2 separate regions of the Mus musculus genome follow, and region 2 is linked to region 1. The links are chromatin loops, found by intact Hi-C in ENCODE. Cell type or tissue: heart. All regions are shown on one strand. Each heading gives the region's core, and the rest is flanking DNA. Links, peaks and the distances in the headings are about the cores only.

Evidence for each region. Hi-C counts contacts between places; a loop is a spot of excess contacts. Peaks named below come from ENCODE experiments on the same cell type or tissue, not always from the same donor. Only the 100,000 strongest peaks of a DNase experiment are listed, where the experiment ranks them.
Region 2: it touches region 1 in a loop (2.4-fold over the local background); 4 of 42 quality-filtered maps call a loop at or near these places.

The regions. Positions count from the first base shown.
Region 1 is chr8:36,518,851-36,526,525 of GRCm38, reverse strand. No RefSeq gene overlaps it. Among named protein-coding and RNA genes, the nearest start is that of Trmt9b, 65 kb to the right of the region's middle. In heart, for the core only: a CTCF peak has its summit at 3,399 (motif pointing right); no DNase peak of the experiment used is centred there; H3K4me3 peaks cover 518 bases; H3K27ac peaks cover 334 bases.
Region 2 is chr8:36,434,302-36,441,976 of GRCm38, reverse strand. No RefSeq gene overlaps it. Among named protein-coding and RNA genes, the nearest start is that of Trmt9b, 20 kb to the left of the region's middle. In heart, for the core only: a CTCF peak has its summit at 4,478 (motif pointing right); no DNase peak of the experiment used is centred there.

The sequences.
Region 1 (7,675 bases), core at 1,483-6,482:
CCTGAGTTTTGTTTAACGAAAACATGGGGAATGGTGTTTTGTGGTAGGCTGGACAGAGGAAAGAAGGAACCAGACTGCAGCAGTGAATGGAGGCTGATGGAGCCATAGTAATGGAGGACATTGGTCATGGATACCTATCATGGAAAAGTGGCTAACGCCTTTAATCCCAGAACTCAGATTCTGAGAGGCAGGCGGATTTCTGAGTTCGAGGCCAGTCTGGTCTACAAAATGAGTTCCAGGACAGCCAGGGCTATACTTTCCCTGTCTCAAAAAACAAACAAAACAAAACAAAAATGGCACATGCTTCGTGCACTTTAATGGAGTTTCCATGTCACTAGTCATGTAATAGTGGCTGCTTCCACCATGTGATAAAGCCACACATCTCTAAACCCTATATAAGGACAAAACCACTAAGTATATAGGGATGCTCCCTGGCGGCCTAGTGGTTAGGATTCAGTGCTCTCACAGCTGCAGCCCAGGTTTGATTCCTGGTCAGGGACGCCTCTCTTCTTCCTCTCTGTATCTTCACTTCCTGAAACCTCGATCCTCTCCCAGGTGGTGGTGGTGCACACCTTTGATCCCAGATTTGGGAGGCAGATGCAGGAGGATTTCTGAGTTTGAGGCCAAGCCTGGTCTACAGAGTGAGTTCCAGGACCACACAGAGAAACCCTGTCAAAAATCAATCAATCAATCAATCAATCAATCAATCAACAAGCTAAGTATATTGGATTGGGGGGTTAGAGGTTGGGAGGTAGGTAGATCTCCATCCATTCCTGGAATTCCATGTTTCAATTATGAATAGTTCTCCTCTTATTAAAGTTTTTCCCCCCATAGGATGAGCTATCCAAATGCCAGGGAAAGAGAGAGAAAAGGTCTCTTGAGAAACCCATATGGGTGTACACTGTGACTTTTGTTTTGTTTTGTTTTGTTTTTCGAGACAGGGTTTCTCTGTGTAGCCCTGGCCGTCCTGGAACTCACTCTGTAGACCAGGCTGGCCTTGAACTCAGAAATCCACCTGCCTCTGCCTCCCGAGTGCTGGGATTAAAGGTGTGCGCCACCACGCCCGGCTGCACTGTGACTTTTTAGCAAGACTTCCTTAGTGTGGCTTGTTTGTAAGTTCTTTCTATAAGAGTGCCATAAATCTGGAAACACCGGTGGATCGAGGAGAGGAATTCATTCTTCAAAGGCAACTTCATGTGGAAGCTCCCAGAATCAAAATGGAGTCACATGCGTCAACCAGACAAGACATTATTCAGGAAGGTCTCCCGTAAGTACGATGGCTTTAGAGAAAAAGGCTTCCCAGACCACAATTTTGCACAAGGACCACTGCAATCTCACACAAAACTTGCTTCTGTGCTAACAGCTGCATAGTGATGGACACATCAACACCAGGCTGGCATCTCCTGTGAGTTTCAGTGCTGTGGACAGGAATTATTGTATTAAAATATCTTGTGAGGTTTCCCTGCTTTGTCTTTAAGAACATCCAGTCCATATACTCAAAGTTTCCTCTGGCAATGCCCTGACAGTCTACTCCCAAGTGAGTCGCCTCACTTTTAACTACACTTTAGATGACCTCTGTTATTTCCATTGACGGGGTGAAGAGGGGTTGCCTAAGTGAGGCTTCTCAGAAGGGGAATTACCTGAGGTGTTAATGGAAGCCTGAATGGGAGGTCTTTAGAATGTTTCTTGAACCTCGCTGTTGGAGCTTGGTGGTCTGCAAATGAGCAGGTTTTGACTTTATGTGTACTGGCTGGTTTTATACCAACTTGGCACACATTAAAGTCATCAGAGAAGAAGGAGCCTCACTTGAGAAAATGCTTCTAGCAGATCTGGCTATAAGGCATTTTCTTAATTAATGTCTGATTTGGGAGGCGCCAGCACATTGTGGATGGTGCAATCCCTGGGCTGGTGGTTCTGAGTTCTATAAGAAAGCAGGTTGAGCAAGCCATGGGGAGCAAGCCAGTCAGGCAACACCCCTTCATGGCCTCTGTGTCAGCTCCTGCCTCTAGGTTCCTGACCCCTTTGAATTCTCTTTTCTTTTCTTTTCTTTTCTTTTCTTTTCTTTTCTTTTCTTTTCTTTTCTTTTCTTTTCTTTTCTTTTCTTTTCTTTTCTTTTCTTTTCTTTCTTTCTTCCTTCCTTCCTTTCTTTCTTTCTTTCTTTCTTTCTTTCTTTCTTTCTTTCTTTCTTTCTTTCTTTCTTTCTTTCTTTCTTTCTTTCTGAGACAGGGTTTCTCTGTATAGCCCTGGCTGTCCTGGAACTCACTCTGTAGACCAGGCTGGCCTTGAACTCAGAAATCCACCTGCCTCTGCCTCCCGAGAGCTGGGATTAAAGGCATGTGCCACCACGCCTGGCCCCTTTGAGTTCTTGTCCTGGCTTTCTTCAATGATGGACTATAATGTAGATGTGTAAGCCAAATTAGCCCTTTCCTCCCCAACTTGGTTTTTGCTCATTGTGTTTCATCACAGCAATAGAAACCCTAGGGCATTGTGCTTCTAGGGTCCCGGATGAGGTTCATGCTGTCTGTAAAACACACTGTGGGTAGCTGGACCCTAGATCCCTTGGCAGGTCGTTGTGCAAAACCTTCCAGGCATGATATGTTCAGGAGACACTTGGGTGTTTGCGTGGACACAGTACTGGTTGTCTCTTGAGAAGACGTGCGGCGAGGCACAGGCAGGGAGAGTAGTCTCTCTGTGGAGAGCTATGGAGGCTTGCCTCTGCACACAGAGGAGTCCCTTCACAGGACTACATGTTTAAAAGGATTCAGATGTGGAAGGTCTGAACTGCAGAGTCCCAGGTGCATCCTGTTCACTGGCGTGTATTAAGGTTCTCAGTCTTTTTGTGGTGCTTGCTGCTGCTATTTATGATTCTTTTTCCCTTTTATTTTTTATTTTGTTGATACATAATCATGCACATCTATGGGGTACGTGTTATATGTGCATTTTGCAAAGGTCAAAGTAAGGTCATGGACATATCTATCAGCGTAACTAGTTAACTAGCGTGGTTGCTTGTCCTGACTTTGCGTCGCATCTCTTTGTAACTAGCACTGAGGTCTGTTTCCATACTGAAAGGAGAGCCAAGGAAAGGCTTCTAATGCAGGTGACTTTCTCAGTGACTCACAGCCAGCCGAGCAGAAGTGTCACAGGCGTCCAGAAGTACATGGGTTCAACTAAGTGGCATTCTATTCCCAAATCGCTTGACTTCTCAGTGATCCACATTGAAGATACATCAGCCTGTCTTTATAGACCTTTTGGGGGGGGGTCCGCTTGAATTCCTACCTGGGCACCCACTTATTAGTTACCTTTTATTTGAAAGACCTAGTGAAGGTGGATTCATTCACCTTTAGTTAACAACATTTTGATCAGTCCAGGGCTTCAAAGGAAGCTTTCAGTTGTCCAGAAGAGGGCAGTCTCTCTCCACATTTCAGAGTTCCCACGCGTACCTCCCGCCGATCTTGTCTAGGATAAAACCGGTTCCGCCAGTTTTCCTCTTCTCCAACCGCTCTCTTAATTAGGCTCCGCGTTCTTTTAGTCTCACATAGTCTTATTTCTACTTCTAAATATACTAAATATACCGAGCTCCCACCGCTGTGTCTCCCCCTTGGCTTCCTTCCCTTCCAAATGCCAGCTGCTCTCTTATCCAGAGAGTGTTTATAAGCACCTGTCCAGAATATCCCAATGCCTCTCTAACAGTGAAGAAAATAAACGCGTACAACAAGCAGGGAAGGCCTGAATCTATCACCCTGGTGGTCATAATCATGAGAATCAAGCTGCAATCTGTTTCTCGGGTGTCTTTGCCTTTTTCTGTCCCCTGCAAAACCACCTTCTTGTGGGTTTTGTAATAACGGTTCAGGACAAAGCCTTCACTGTCCATAGAAGTGGTGTAGCCTTTGAGAGTCTCAGCGTTTGTCTATACAGATCTATCAGTGACAGCTACCCTCAGAAATACATGGTACTATAAAGATTTCTGATCTCTAGAGCCGGCATAATGAAAGATACCATTGTTGCCATCAACAAATGACTCAGAGTCTCCCAGAATCCTTTAAGAACTGTTCCAACTCCTTGCCTTCCGTCTACTGACGTTGTCCTTAAGGGACTAACTAGTCTTTCTTCTTCTTCTTCTTCTTCTTCTTCTTCTTCTTCTTCTTCTTCTTCTTCTTCTTCTTCTTCTTCTTCTTCTTCTTCTTCTTCTTCTTCTTCTTTTCTTCTTCTTCTTCTTCTTCTTCTTCTTCTTCTTCTTCTTCTTCTTCTTCTTCTTTTCTTCTTCTTCTTCTTCTTCTTCTTCTTCTTCTTCTCCTTCTCCTTCTCCTTCTCCTTCTCCTTCTCCTTCTCCTCCTCCTCCTCCTCCTCCTCCTCCTCCTCCTCCTCCTCCTCCTTCTCCTTCTTTTCTTCTTCTTCTTCTTTTTCAAATTTAAATTGTTAACCTTACGATATGAGTGTTTTGTCTACATGCACATATGTGCACCCCATAGGTGCCAGGTACCTGAAGAGGGTGTGGGATACTCTAGAACCAGAGTTACACACGATTATGAGCCACCATGTGGATGCTGATAATCAAACTAAGGTTCTCTGGAAGAGTAATTGGTGCTCTTAACCTTTGTACCAACTCTCCAGCCCCATATCTTGCTGGCTTTTAATTGGTCAAGACTGAGAACTAAATTTGACTCTCGTTAAGTCCTCAAAGGTTTCTAAAAAGCCCCTTGCCTATATAGAATGTTCATAAGTTGTTCAACAAACATGTAAAGAAGGGGAGTTTTTATTTTTATTTTTTATTTGGGCAGTTCTGCAACTTATTCCACATCCATCCATCCGGTTAGTTCTCATCCACATTGACCGTCTGGAGATTTTTGAATATGGTAACAGGCACATAAATTGAGCTTCTCTTGGTGATTATGTTTTCTGGACAAAGTTATTCAGATGTGATACAGGACATTTCTTATTCCCTTGGCCCAGATGGCTTTATTGAGCCTGGTGTCAATGCGCACATCTGTAGTCCCCATTTCCTTCAGGGTAAAATTTTGAATTTAGTGCTCGAGGAGCTCACTTCATTCTTTTAAAAAGTATTTATTTATTATATGTGACTACACTGTAGCTGTCTTCAGACACCGGAGAAGAGGGGGTCAGATCTCATTATGGGTGGTTGTGGATGGTGGCTGCTGGTATTTGAACTCAGGACCTTCCCTCACCAATGACAGAATGGCCCTTCTTCTTGACACCCTTCTTTGTGGGAGCCATTCTGGCCGGCCCAATCTGGAAAGGAAGGGCGCAAGGGATTGTGGGATGAAAAAATCTCGTAGCCATACAACTTCGGGGTCAGGAGGAGGCCAGAAATGAAGTTTTTAAGTCAGCCCGTTCATCAATAAGGAACTGAATTCTGTCCACTCTGCTTTATGTCTCTCTCTCTCTCTCTTTTAAGACTTATTTATTCATTATATGTAAGTACACTGTAGCTGACTTCAGACACTCCAGAAGAGGGAGTCAGATCTCGATACCGATGGTTGTGAGCCACCATGTGGTTGCTGGGATTTGAACTCTGGACCTTTGGAAGAGCAGTCAGGTGCTCTTACCCACTGAGCCATCTCACCAGCCCTGCTTTATGTCTCTTCCTTGATGCAGCTACGTTTGAGCCCTGTGATGGCTGTGACACAGCACCAGGGCTCTCCCTCAAGCTCCTCCCTCTGAGGTTGCAGATGTACGGGGCGGGGGTGGGGGGGGGGTGAGGGGAAGGACCATTCTCCACCACCTCTGCCAGCACGCTGCGCTGCTCTTGTGGAGGGCAAGTTGCTTGGATTCCCAGTTTTAGTGTCGGCTTTCACTGCCACTTGGACTTGCCGTGGAGCTCTGACATGTGACTACATTGCTTATGGTGAGAAACTCATCTGCATCTGGGGGTTCTGGCCTTAGGCAGCGCGCCCCTTGTGTGCATCGGGTTGGAGGCAGCTGTCTCACATGTGGCCCTGAGCCCAGGTGGCCCGGCGTGCCATTTACAGGCAGTGGTTCTACTCTCATGCTAAGTGAGCCTTGCTTTAAGACTGCTCTGTGCAGCTTCTCAACCAGCTGTCCCTGACCAGAGCCACCGTGACAGGAGGGGCCACCCCAGATCAGGCTCCTTCTTCTCCTGGGATAGCATGTAGGGGCCTGCTCATGCCCCAACAGGATCCCTGCTAGGAAGGCTGTTCAAGCCTTCCTCTCTGCTGATGAACCCTTTGAGGACTAGCATCTCAATGGAGTATAAGCCTGATTTCTCAAGAGTGGAGAGTGGAGAACCACGCTGGAAAGTTGAAGCTAAAAGTTTCCATTTGAACTCTCAAGAAAACCGAGAAACCTGCCATACGCCAGCAAATAGGCAGTCTTGAAGCTCAATTAGTAATTAATACTTCAAAAACGGAACACAAAAAGAAAGACTTGATGGCTTCTAAAGACCAGAGCGACTGGTATGTTTTGACCAGGAAGACTTCTGCTGGATTACAGAGCGCCTGAAGTCTCCAGTCCTGAGTTCCTATTTCACTTTTCTTTTTGTCTCTCCAGCTGACATGGAGGGCCAAGCAACACTCCGATGATAGCCGCCCTTCCTGAGAGCACAGGCGAGGGGCTGCCAAGCAGCGGGATGCTAAGGTACCATCTGCTACTGGATGCATCTCCCTGCAGCTCTGTGGGAGCCACCGTGGTGCCAGGTGCAGATCCCTTTCATCTTTCTCCAAAGAGAACCACCTGTCAACCTGCAGATGGAGCAGGTCAAAGGTCGAACAATATAAATACTCCTCGCCACAGTGTCGCTTTGGGTGGTCTACTTACGTCTTTATTAGTCTTAAAATATGTCTTTTAAAAAGTAGATAATATTCTTTCTATCAACCCATAAAAGATACTGTATCATTAGATGGTTAACCCCAGCTTCTGGACAACCGGAACAGAATTCAAGTACAAACTAATTCAGTTTTGATGAAGTGTAACAAGCATTGTGTGGCCAAACTAAACAGCACCTGCCCTGACACATTGGGGGGAGGGAGGGAGAATAGCCCAGTTCTGTCTATTATTAAAGAGTACACAAACACATAAAGAATCAACTATGTATCACAAGCATACAAATTACACTATTTTTAATATCTGTTACAAAAAGATCCTGACCACTGTTGGTTCGTATAAATAATATATCTTTAGGTTATTATAAGAGTCAGGGTGTTTTGCAGCAATTTGTGCTCTAAATCTATTGCTAGTTCCCTCTGGGGGAAAAAATTTAAGTAGCTCTATATTGTAGGGGGAAAAAAAAAGAACTTCACGCTTTTGACACAAATACATATGTCAACACCAGGGAAGGCACGGAAGCATGTAGCAATCTTCCTAAATGCTCCTGAAGCCACAGCAAAAGCCAATGGAATGAAATGCATTTCTATGGTAGTTGCTAATTTAATATCTTCTGCTGCAAAAGAGAACTTTTTTCTTTGGTCAGCAAGGACAGCAAACACTGCCAGTCTACAAATATGCATATACACATATATATTTACATACATACATATATAAGAGCATCTGAAGAACATGGCACATGTTCACATACATCTTCAGCGTGTCTTGCTTGGAACTTTCACTTATGTGTGGGTCTTAAACATCTCCAATGTTCTGGATAAACAAACAGGAGAATTTTGAATCTTTACCATAGACCATCTAAGCAGAAGTTTTATGA
Region 2 (7,675 bases), core at 1,600-6,599, 85 kb after region 1:
TTGCGCGTAGGTGGGAAAACGAGATATAATTACTTCGGGGGAGAAATTAGGGAGCTGGCAATTGGTGGTGCCAAAGCTCATCACTAATCAGCACTATAAAAAAGAAAAGAAGAGAAAAGAAAAGGAAAGAAAAGAAAAGAAAAGAAAAGAAAAGAGAAGAGAAAAGAAAAGAAAAAGATAAAACAGATTCTGTGATTACACAACCAAGAAATATGGATCATGGGAAAAGGTACAACGGTAAGTATGACATGCAGTTGCACACTGAGAATATGGCCAACACTCAATGGGCAAACACAGTCTGACTTGGGAAAATGTTCCTATGTACTACCAATGATCAGCATCAGCAAGTATGGGGCGTACATCTTTAATCCCAGCATTTGGGAGGAGGAGCTAGGAAGCAGAGGAGTCAGAAGGTAACGCAGTGCGCTTCTGTATGTGCCACATAGTAAGCCTCTGTGCGACACAGGAGCAAACAGGAAGCCAGCCTACCAACCGAAAAAGAATATGCTCCCCTTAGTTATTACAGATAACGTCAAATCATTTCCCAAAATATAAAAATATATTAGGGTCCAAATGACATCATTTTCCTATAAGGAAAATGATGCTTTTGAGCTTATTATTATTATTATTATTATTATTATTATTATTTTGTAATTTCAAACACCAAGAAAGAGACACAGAAAAATGTAAATATTTACAATTCATTCTGACCCTACTATTCTCTGCTTCTAGAAGCAAATTTGATAGGGAATTTTTTTTAATTAGGTATTTTCTTTATTTACATTTCAAATGTTATCCCCTTTCCTGGTTTCCCCTCTGAAAATCCCCTATCCCCCTCTCCCCCTGCTCCCCAGCCCTCCCACTCCCATTCCTGGCCCTGACATTCCCCTATACTGGGGCATCAAGCCTTCACAGGATCAAGGGCCTCTCATCCCATTGATGACCGACTAGGCCATCCTCTGTTACATATGCAGCTAGAGACACAAGTTCCACCATGTGTTTTCTTTGATTGGAGGTTTAGTTCCAAGGAGCTCTGGGGGTACTGGTTAGTTCATATTAATGTTCCTCCTATGGGGCTTCAGTCCCCTTCAGCTCCCTGGGTACTTTCTCTGTCCTAGCCTCCCCACTCCCTCTAGACACTGCATATACCACACTGCACACATATACATATATGCTGGCACTTGGAAGGAACAATAATCTCCCAGAGATTCAATAAAACGTCAAATCTGAAAATTTATCAGTAAAATTTGGCAGCCAGCCCAGACTGGTCCCAATCTCGCAATCCTTCTGCCTCAGTCTGAGTACAGGATTCCAAGAGTGAATCCACTTATTTGGTAACATGACACACTGGATCTTTGGCATGAGGCTGCTCACTGAGCTATGGTGATCTTCCATGCATGAGCAGAACTGTTAAACAGACTCAAGACCCCACCCACACTCGACAACAGTCACCGATGACATCAGAAAATGCAGAAACTTACGTTTCACTTTTAAGCTTGAATTTTACCATCAGCAAATAAAACTGTCAGTTTTCCCATTGGAAAATGAGCTATTTTTTTAAACCTATTTTAAAGAAAATATCTACAAAACACACAACTTTGAATACCAAGAATTTTCATACACTGTTTTTTTTTATTTTAAGTAAAAAAATAAATTAGCCAAAACAAAGTTACTCAAATTTGGAATGTATTCATACTGCATTGAGATGAATTTAAGAGTTACTTGCCAAGCAAAATATCGGGGGTGGGGAAGCTGGTGAGTTATTAACCTATGACTTAGCAGAGCTTTTGGAGGTCAGGATTGAGAACAGGGAACTGTGGAACCCAGCTATATTTCCTCTACTGCTGGTACCGACATTTTTTTTTTTTTTAGCAGTCATTTTGAATCACCTTGCTGGACTGAGTAGCCAGATTATTGACAAATATAGATCGAGCGCCTGTGCCAAACACTGTTGTTCTTGGTCCTAAGTATAATGAAACCAAGCTGTAAAGCTTATTTTTAAATAAGATGATCAACATTTAAACAGATAAGCCGCATTCCATATCTTATATGTGCTGCGAAGAAAAGCCAAGTAAATACAGAGAGCACAGATGAGACTATCCGTAGGGAAGTAGAGAAGAGGGGAAAGAGCGGAGGGGAGAGGAGGGGGGAGAAGCAAGGGGAGGGAAAGGGAGTAGAAGGGAGAGGAGAAGGGGGGAGGGACAGGGAGGGGAGGGAATGAAAGGGCACTCACCTCTGACTCTTCTCACTCTCACTGTACCCTGAATCTGACCACGTCTCACCATCCCCTTACCTTCTACAGTGGGAAAGAGAAAGAAGGGGATGGGGGCGGGAGGGAACAAAACTAATGCCTGTAGATTTGAAATAGGGAGATGATTCCAAGAGCCCCAGGCAGTGATGTAGGCATCGTCAAATTGAGACATCAGACCTGTGGGGAGCAGAGGAAGACTGAGTTGTGACATCAGTGCATCGTGCTGTTGATATGGCAACGGTCATGTCAAGGGTCCCAGAGCAGAGGCTCCCTCAGGGGACGGAGTTTGTGTTGAGGGTGTGAAGAGAATGTCCATATGGTCTCCTACCTCCACCCCTGCTGTTTGTATTGTAAAGACTGTTTCTCTACAGACTGCGATAAGCTAAACCTGTCCTCCTGACCCAGCTGTACACCCCAAACCCTGCCTCCTTAGGTAATAAGCCTACATCCTTGTCCAGCTGTAGATGATACCCCCGCCTCCCTGTTCAACTCTCTATAATAAACACTGCTGAACTTCCAATGTGTTGAGGGCTCTCCATCTTCAGAGCTCAGATCACTTGATCCCAGCTTTTCGTATGTGCGCCCATCTGTCAGTCTTCTCTTCATTTTCTCACCACCCTAGACAACTCAGGTAGCAAAAGCCCTCGGGATAAAGAGTCAAGAAAAACACCAGCAAGTGACTGAGGACGTCGGGTTTATGACTGATGGCAGCAAAAGAGGCCACAGCATGAAGAATCATTCGGTGAGGGGTGTAAGAAAGGACCAGTCCAAGATGAGTGATTGTGGGAAAAGACTAGAACAGCTCCATTGTGGACCAGCTGTGTTATCAGCTGACGTGGGCTTCCTTAAGAAGAAACTCATATATTAGTCCACTCTCAAAGCATCCTTTTCTAAAGCCATAGTGTACTGGCTGGTTTTATGTGTCAACTTGACACAGGCTGGGGTTATCACAGAGAAAGGAGCTTCAGTTGGGGAAGTGCCTCCATGAGATCCAGCTGTGGGGTATTTTTTCAATTAGTGATCAAGGGGGAAAGGCCCCTTGTGGGTGGGACCATCTCTGGGCTGGTAGTCTTGGTTCTATAAGAGAGCAGGCTGAGCAAGCCAGAGGAAGCAAGCCAGTAAGTAACATCCCTCCATGGCTTCTGCATCAGCTCCTGCTCCCTGACCTGCTTGAGTTCCAGTTCTGACTTCCTTAGTGATGAACAGCAATATGGAAGTGTAAGCTGAATAAACCCTTTCCTCCACAACTGCTTCTTGGTCATGATGTTTTGTCCAGTAGTAGAAACCCTGACTAAGACACATAGCTAAAACCTTTATGGGGAAAGAAGCTCAGTGGGCCCAGAAGTATGTCAGACTGTCATCTACCCAGCGAGCTGAGCATGTCAAGCGATCTGTTAGGCTGTCTTTCCTTCTTAAAGACCTTAAGCTGAGCACACTCAGTTGTGTATATGTGAAGTCAAGCACACTCAGGAATGTGCCTATTGTCCTGTGGGCATATATAGATTCCTTAAAAATACATTTTCCCCCATGTATCCCCCGCTCGATGAGGGTCTTGCTTTGGTAACAGCTCTTGTATTGCTGTTAATAGCTCATGCTGCCTGTAGTTATTCTTTCTCTTCTTGTTTATTTCTTGGATGTGTGAACTCTATTGAGCTCAGTGCTGTCAGGAAGAAGGTATAATCCTATCATTGGCTGTCTTATGCATGTTCCTAAACTCTGAGACTCTAAGATCCTCACTTCTACAGAATCCAAAAATTCAAGCCCCTCAAATCTCTGGCCTTGACAGCTAGAAGCCCCCCTTTGAACTGAGAGCCCCTTTTCATAAAGCTAATCCATTATGAATTTTATTGAACTAAGGTTTTTCTGGGAGTGAGTGGGTGGATCAAGATGGTTTATGGCACAAACATTTGGCAAGTGTGTTATGTTTTAAATCCAATAAACATTTTTGTAAAGATTTGTTTATTTTTCTTTTATGTGAGTGTTGATACTGTGTGAAAAAAAAAATGTTCACCATAGCCTAATCCCTTCCCTGATGTTTGTGGCCTGAAGACTGTTCCCCTACAGAAACTGCTCCTACTGGGATTAGCTAAACCTGTCCCCTTCATCCAGCTGTATACTACAAACCCGGCCTCCTTGTTCAGCCTTGTGCTCTAACCTTGCCTTCCTATTTGGGTGTTTTATCTGCGTGTATGTCTGTGTATCCCACGCATGCAATACCCAGGGATACCAGAAGAGGGCGACAGATCCCCTGCAACTGGAGTTATAGGCAGTTGCAAACTCTCGTTAGAGTACTGAGAATTGCACCCTATCCTGTGGAAAAGTCAGTTCTTTTAACTGCTGAGCCATCTCTTCAGCTCCTTATAAGTGTTTCTTTTCCCTTTGGGGGTCTATTCTGTGGGCTGAACCTCTGATTTCTTTTTCTTTGCTGAGATGATGCTACGCACGGCTTTTTATTTATTTTTTTATCTCTGTTCCTGTCCCGTTTGTCTCTGCCTTCCCTAAGCAGAGCTACCTATCCAGGCGTTCCCAGTATACACTTCACTTCTTCCCAATGGAAGTCGGCAAACATCAGGCTCATAGGCATTCAGAATTTAGTCTCTGGGTAACATCGGATTGGTTTGAGAGGACAAGCTGGTTCACTTCTATCCTGTAACAAGTCTATGAAACCATTCTTCTCCGTGGTTGTTTCGATGATTAGAGATGATGTCATTTGTGATGTGTGTGATACCCAGTAATGCCTAGGGACCTCCCCTTCAGGTAGCAATTCTTGTGACTTAAGCTTTTACATTCTAAAGATTTGTTTAGGGGCTGGAGAGGTGACTCAGTGGTTAAGAGCATTGACTGCTATTCCAGAGGTCCTGAGTTCAATTCCCGGCAACCACATGGTGGCTCACAACCATCTGTAATGGGATCTGATGCCCTCTTCTGGTGTGTGTCTGAAGACAGTGGCACTGCACTCATATCAATAAAATACATCTTTTTATAAAAGAGATTCATTTAGTTTTATTTTTATGTGTATGAGTGCTTTGTTCAAATGTATGTCTGCATGTCACACGCATGCCTGGTGTCCTCAGAAGTCAGAGGGGCATTGGATCCCCTGGATCTGGAGTTACAGAGGGCAGTGAGCTGCTATGTGACTGGTGGGAATCCATTCTGGACCCTCTGGAAGACCAGGCAGAACATTTAACCACGAGCCATCTCTCCAGCCCGTTTTATATATATATATATTTGTGTGTGTCTGTGTGTGTGTGTTAAAGACAAACATGGAAAGCAGACTGTTCACAGTCGGAGTCTGAGGTCCTTCCCAAGGAAAGGGTCTCCCCATTCCACTACTCTGTTCTCTCCCTACTCAGTTTGAATGAGTCCATAAAACCTCATACACGGGCTTTTATTTCTTATATGCTGGTCACCGTGGGAGCTGAAGCGAAGGGAATATGCACATGGGAAGACTTTAAAAGATGATATATATTTCTCTTCCTTTTCATAATCAGTTCCCATCTAATAGCTAGAGGACCGAAGGGACTTGAATTTAATGTTCTAGCTTAAATTCAATGTTCCAGGAGCCTTCCAACCTGACAGCAGTGAGATTCTTAAGTCTATTAGTGTATGGTTCCAGGAATTTCAGAGTGAGGCCTCTGTCGAGTGAGATGCAGGCGGAGATGCGTTTGTCTCATCTGTTTAAGACCATGGAATGGAAGCAGAATCACTGGAGCGATTCAGCCACAGCATCCAACCCTTCTGTCGGGTCCTTATCCCTCCGCTTTTAATTTATGACACATGCACCACTTCCCTGCCAGCAGAGATGGCACTTAACTGTTGATTCAAGAGCTTGGCAGGGCTTGGCAGGGCTTGGCAGGGCTTGGCACAAGGCACCAGACACTGGAATGCATTTACAAATTAACCTTGCTGCTCCATCTTCTCCCTGTGCCCTCCCATCTGGGAGAGATGCCTTTAACAACCAAGTACTGGGGTGACACTCTAAAGCTCCAGCTATAGAGTATGGCTCCAAGAAGAAATTTTCAAGTCACATTCAGTTGTCATCATGAACATCTCTCTGTCCACCAGCAATTACCCTAGACGTGTGATGTATCGGAGCTCGCTCTCTCTCTCTCTCTCTCTCTCTCCCCCTCCCTCCCCAGACTTCTGCCTTGTTTGGTTTCCCAGGTTCCTTGATGCTCATCATAACGCCCTTCTCTGTAGTGGAGAAAAATCCTCATTAGGTACTTAAATACCCAATGAAGAAATTAAGAAGCTGAGAGAATAGTTCAGGCAGTAAAGCGTTTGCCTTGCAAGTAGGAGGGCCTGAGTGGAGTATCCAGAACCTATCCCAAAATACCAGACCTGGTGGTACATGCCTGCAATCCCAGCACTGGGAAGGCAGAGACAGGAGGGTCCCTGGACCTCACTAACCAGCCAAGCTAGCCTAAAGATTGACCATTAGCAAGAAAACTCTCAGCTTCAAGTTCAATGGGGGGGGGGGGGAGAACGCTTCAAAAGATGTGCATCTGCACAGTACACACATGTACCTGAACACACATGTATAGCTACACAAACATGAACACGCACACGTGCTTTTTTAAAAAGAAGAAACTGAGTACTCTGCACATGTGGATGCTGGAGCCCCCGGAAGGGTTTCTGTCATTCTTTGAGATGAGAGTCCACGTTTAGGCTTTAGTGTCTGACGAAGCAAACTGTGAGTCTTTGTAAAAGAATCCACAGGCCACACAGCTCTAAAGTTCTCTATGCCTTCTCAGGAGAAAGCTGTCTTCAGAGTATACATACTACATTCTAATCAAGGCAGTCTCTCTGGCTACCTAAACAGCAGCTTATCTGAATTAAAATGCTCCTCTCTGGGGCCACAGGTCTTAGCTCTGGGGGGCACAGTTTGACCATTAGCAAGAAAACTCTCAGCCCAGTCAAGGTGATCTACAAACAAACTTAACTCCAGCGGGGTGCAAACACTAGCATCTAGGGACTTTAAATAGCCAAGAGACAAAAGCAATGGCATAGGACACATTACAGTCCACACTAAAGAGTGGACCAGCATCACTTGGCTATAATTGTATTTATCCCTCATTACAAGGCCAAGCAACTTCCTGGATTCAGGACTCAGCGATGTCCTTCTTCCCCCATCTCCTGTTCTTCCCCACTTCCTTCCTTTAAGAGGGACATGTAAGGGGGCTGTCTTCTGCTGCTGCTTTGGGAGCCTTCTGCTCACAGCTCCGTCCCAGCCTTCTTGCTATTCTGATGCAATTTTTTCATTAGCAAATGACATAGTGGCCCTGGTTGAATCCTCTGACTGAGATGTCTATTAAGTTCATAGATGAGATTAAGTCAAGAGAATTGAAAAGATTTGTAATCCCTTTGATGCAATCATTCATTTGTAAATCTAATCACAGCAATAGGCATAGGGCTAAAGATCTT